Linked DNA regions of Homo sapiens: region 1 is linked to region 2. A link is an interaction called in ENCODE POLR2A ChIA-PET data of the cell type or tissue named here. Cell type or tissue: A673. All regions are shown on one strand. Region 1 overlaps DLGAP3 (DLG associated protein 3). Region 2 overlaps ZMYM6 (zinc finger MYM-type containing 6).

Region 1 (2,500 bases), 96 kb after region 2:
GCAGCCCACAGGCAAACATGCTTCCAAGCATCAGAACATGCTTGTGCCTGAATACTGTCTCTACCATCTGCACATAAGGCACCCAAGAAATCTGGGTTTGTGGGGGTGTCCAGGTATGTGGGTGGGGATCTGATCTTTTTCTGATGCAGCTTCAAAGTGTCTTGTTAACAAAGGGACAGAATGGTCCCAGGGTTCCTTCTTCTTCCTTCCAGTTAAGAGCTCAGAGTGGAAGTGGGCTGGGGATGGTGTCGGGGGCCCAAGCTCCCAGCTCCCAAAGGCCCCTGCTTCTATGCCCTTTGAGCTCAGGTAGCCCCTGCCCCCCTCACTGTCTGTTCTTTCTCATCCTCTCCTCTTCCTGTGTGTAAATATTAAAGAGCTGAGCCTGCAGGGCTGATGTAGACATGGGGAGAGAATGAAATTAAAAAGGATTCCCTCGCCCCCATCTCGACACCCCCGCCCCGCAGTCCCTCGCTCCTGCTTCTTCCCCTCTCCCCTCTCCCCTCCCCTCACTCAGTGCTTCCACATGTCTCTCCTCCCCCCAGTCCAGATGGGAGCTGGCTCCTTCAGAAAGGGGGCTCAGAACAGGGTGTGGGGAGCTACCTCTCTCTGCCTCCCCCCACCACATCTGTCTGCAGGGCTGGGAGCCCCCACGTGAGTATTTCTTTTATTTTTGGGGTGGTGGTTAAGAAGGAAAGTGGTTTTTAGAACCAGCTGTGAGTGGCATTGAGAGGCTCTGGGCTGAAGGAAGGTGGGTGGGGTCCTCTCTCAAGGTTCCCTCAGGGAAGCCCCATGTCTGGGTTTCTTTTCTCTCTTGGGACATAGAGGGAAGGTGGGGGGGGGGTTGTCAGGTGCCCCCGGTGGATGGGAGCGACAGTGGGAGGGGCAGGGGAGAGGGGCTTCTGTTCTAAAGGGGGTGTGTGGTGGGGTAAACCTGTTCCTTCCTGGCATCCTGGGTTTCTGGCTACCGGGGCCGGCAATGTCGCTGGGAACTGTCCCGGGTGCTGAGTGGGATTCGGCGGGGATTTGCTCCTTCGGAGCTGTCCCGAGTGCTGAATGAGGCTTCGTTCGGTCCCGATGGTGGAAAGGCGGAGGGCAGTGGGGAGGGCTCACTAGAAAAATTCTCCCAGATGACCCACTTTCCAAGGGCATGGATGGAAATATGGATTTGGAGTTCTCCCTATGGTTTAGGTTTCACAGTTGTTAGTGGTATTTAGGAACCCTTCCCCCAAGGGGCCCCTCTCCCCTTTTGCTGTTTCAGTTCCCTCTCTCCCTTCCAAAACCATTGTACTGTTATTATCGGGGTAGAGTTGGAGAATGATATTGTGCCTGTGAGATCTCATCTCCTGGGAACTTTTTTTTAGCGCAACAAGCTCAGAGATATTGATACCAGCCTTTCACCTACTGGGTCCCAGAATTTCAGGCTCAAGGTGGTTCTGGATTAAGAGAACGCCGGTCTTCCTGGTTAGGTGTGGGGTGGTTACAGCTCAGGAGTTCAGGATAACTTGACTGACAACTTGATATTCCCTTGCCCATCATACTTTGGGATTTGGGACAGGGACACTGAAATATTCTGCAAGCCTGTCCTGTGTTCTGCCCACTGCCAAACCTAGCTCAGAGCAGCATTTGGGAGAGACTTTTGTTGGGGAGGAAGATTTTTAAGCAAAGGATTCAAGGAGTGGGTGGGGTTGTTCAGTGCCATGGAGAAGAGAAGGGGGAGGCTACTGGAGACAGGGCAGTGGGAAAAGAGGAAGATCTGGGGGAGTAAAAAATATTCAAATGGAGGGATGAGGTCTGGGTTTCAGTCTTTAGTTCTCTTGGATATCTTTCTCCTTATGGCTTAGAGTCAGGGTCATTTCAAGTATCTGTATTCTTATGCACTGTCTTTGTAACCATGAAGGGAATAGAGCAAGGAGTTTCTTAAGGTCCCTTCCCTTGTCATCCCAGGGGGATGAGAGCCAAATGTCAGGACATGCAGATGAGTCTGTAGGGGAACAACAGGCAGGAAGGGATGATGGTGGCTTCACTTCCCATCCCCAAGAGCACAATCAAATATTCAAATGGGATCCTCCCTGTGAGGGGAGGAAGGAGACAGTTTCCAGATAATACTGGGCAAAAATTGGGTGTGGCAGGGAGTTCAAGAAAAGGGAGAGGTATCTAGGGATCTCAAACTGAACCAGTTGATCCCTTCCCACATGTGACTTGTAGTTCATAAGGAGCCCCTCACCCATCATGTTTTTGATGTAACTCATCAAGATGATTCCTGCCTTCTCTAGCTGCTTGGGAGGAGCTGAGTTTTCCTCTGCTGTGGGTGCTGGGAGGTGGTGGGTGTGGGTGTGGGTGCCTGTTTGGGGAGGGGAGGTGTTTGTGCTCCACTCAGCTCCCTTGGTTACATAACAGCTTTGATAAGACTTTACTTTGGATCTGCTGCTACTGCCTGAAGCAGTCACCCCTCCACCCCCACATGAAATGCTAGATGTCCACCCCCTTTTCCCTGGCCCCT
Region 2 (2,500 bases):
GACCTTGGGCAAGTTGCTGAACATCTCTTAGCTTCACTTTCCTCATCTATAAAGAAGGCATATCTTATAGAGAGCACCTCTTTGGGTGCTCATAATACATATCATGGGAAGTGGTGAATTAATGCAATGGTTCCTAGTTTTTGGCATTTAATAGTCTAAAGAAATTTCTAAAGTAACTTTGGAACTAACATAGCTACTCATTTATTTTGCTATGTGTGGAGAGATTAAAAATACAACTGCCATTTATTACCATCATTGATTCAGAAAAGTAAGACTTTTTAAAAAACTTCCTGTTTTGAAATATGTAAGGGTATTTTAACATTAAAAAAAAGGATGGTTGCAATTTCAGAATAAAGATAGGCATTTACATTTTAAAAATGTTTCATGATTACATTTTGTTTTAAAACGTTTTAAAGAATGTGGTAAGAATAAATAGGATTTTGTCTGTGATGATTTTATGTATAATGAGCAGATTGCATTGACACTCTTGTATCTTTTCTGCCATTAACAGAAAAGGCAGCTTGTAAATCTAAAATGATTGAAATCCAAACTCTAAATCATTCAGATTTAACTTTTCTTTTTTTCTTTTTCTTTTTTTTTTTGAGGCAGAGGCTCGCTCTGTTGCCCAGGCTGGAGTGCAGTGGCACAATCTTGGCTTACTGCAGCCTCCTCCTCCCGGGTTCAAGTGATTCTCCTGCCTCAGCCTCCTGGGTAGCTGGGACTATAGGTGTGAGCCACCACGCCCAGCCAGATTTAATTTCATTTATTGCTCCTTTTTGCCGGGTGCAGTGGCTCACACCTGTAATCCCAGCACTTTGGGAGGCCAAAGTGGGCGGATCACCTGAGGTCAGGAGTTCCAGACCAGCCTGGCTAACATAGCAAAACCCCTTCTCTACTGGAAAAAAACACAAAAATTCGCCGGGTGTGGTAGCGCAAGCCTGTATTCCCAGCTACTTGGGAGGCTGAGGCAGGAGAATCGCTTGAACCTGGGTGTTGGAGGTTGCAGTAAGCCAAGATCACGCCATTGCACTCCAGCCTGGGTGACAGAATGAAACTCCAGCCTGGGTGACAGAATGAGACTCCATGTCAAAAAAAAAAAAAAATTTTTTTTTTCATTTATTACCCCCTTTTAAACACACTACCTAAAAAATAGGTAGTGCTCAGCATTTGGAATAGCTATGTATTACTCCCATATATCAAAATTTCATTTGAAAAGTAGATAAAAGTATTTTAAAAGATTCTCTAATTCTGAAAGATTGTCTTTGTAAAGATTAGTGTAATAACTTGTAAATTTTGACTTTTGAGGTGCTTGTGAAGGTATTTATGATTAGACTGTTTAAGAGATGAATAGGGCCGGGTGTGGTGGCTCACGCCTGTAATCCCAGCACTTTGGGAGGCTGAGGTGGGTAGATCACAAGGTCAGGAGTTCGAGACCAGCCTGGCCAATGTGGTGAAACCCTGTCTCTACTAAAAATACAAAAAATAGTTGGGTGTGGTAGCACATACCTGTAGTCCCAGCTACTCGGGTGGCTGAGGCAGAAGAATCGCTTGAACCTGGGAGGCAGAGGTTGCAACGAGCTGAGATCGCGCCACTGCACTTCAGCCTGGGCACCCAAGTGAGACTCCATCTCAAAAAAAAAAAAAAAAAAAAAAGGAGATGAATAGGATAGAATAATTTTTTTTTGCTTGAATTTCTAGTTTACTTACATACATTGTATTCATTGCTCTTTTCTCTTTTCTTTTTTTTTTTAAAGGAGTATGGATGTGTCCAACAGCCAAAAACTCAAGAAAGTAAATTGAAAATTGGTGGTGTGTCTTCAGTTAATGAGAGACCTATTGGTAAGAAATGGAACTGTATAAGTTAGTTACAATTAATTTGCTTATTCTGACTTTTAAAATTGAGGGAAAGCATCTTTTCATGTATGTCTTTCTCTTTCTTTAGAGCTGTGTTTTTTCAAACTGTGAGTAGCTGGTTTTCAGCAGCGTTTTAAAAAATAGAGTAAGATTATATCAGAATATGATATGTGTAGTAAGGAAACATATTGTTTCATAAAACTTCTGTTTCAGTGATTAAATTGTACATACATCCCCACGTTTACAAACATATGTATGTGAGAACTGGGTTATAATATTAAATGTATTTCTTGCGTTGAGTAATGGTTAAAAAAAAATTGAAACCTCTGTTTTAGAGCTCTTATTGCCTCATTAACTGGATTTCAAGATTGGGAATTTGTCCTGAAAAAGAGAGACTGGGCTGGGTTTAGTGGCTAACACCTGTAATCTCAGCAACTTGGGAGGCTGAGGCAGGAGGATCGCTTGAGCTCAGGTGTTTGAGACCAGTCTGGGCAACATACCTTATCTTTGCTAAAAATTAAAAAAAAATTAGCTGGGTGTGGTGGCATGTGCCTGTAGTCCTAGCTACTCAAGAGGCTGAGGCGGGAGGACTGGTTAATCCTGGGAGTTTGAGGCTTCAGTGAGCCTTGATTGCACCACTGCACTC

What was found. Peaks named below come from ENCODE experiments on the same cell type or tissue, not always from the same donor. Only the 100,000 strongest peaks of a DNase experiment are listed, where the experiment ranks them.
Region 1: POLR2A ChIA-PET joins it to region 2 with 5 read pairs; 2 of 35 experiments call an interaction of 5 or more read pairs at or near these places.

Annotation. Positions count from the first base shown.
Region 1 is chr1:34,923,525-34,926,024 of GRCh38, reverse strand. The region is part of intron 1 of DLGAP3 (DLG associated protein 3); the gene reads left to right. Among named protein-coding and RNA genes, the nearest start is that of DLGAP3, 4.9 kb to the left of the region's middle. In A673, no CTCF peak of the experiment used is centred here; a DNase peak (open chromatin) is centred at 1,024; H3K27me3 peaks cover 2,157 bases.
Region 2 is chr1:35,019,722-35,022,221 of GRCh38, reverse strand. ZMYM6 (zinc finger MYM-type containing 6) reads left to right here. Exons shown (of 16, transcript NM_007167.4): 3 at 1,755-1,839. Among named protein-coding and RNA genes, the nearest start is that of ZMYM6, 11 kb to the left of the region's middle. In A673, no CTCF peak of the experiment used is centred here; no DNase peak of the experiment used is centred here.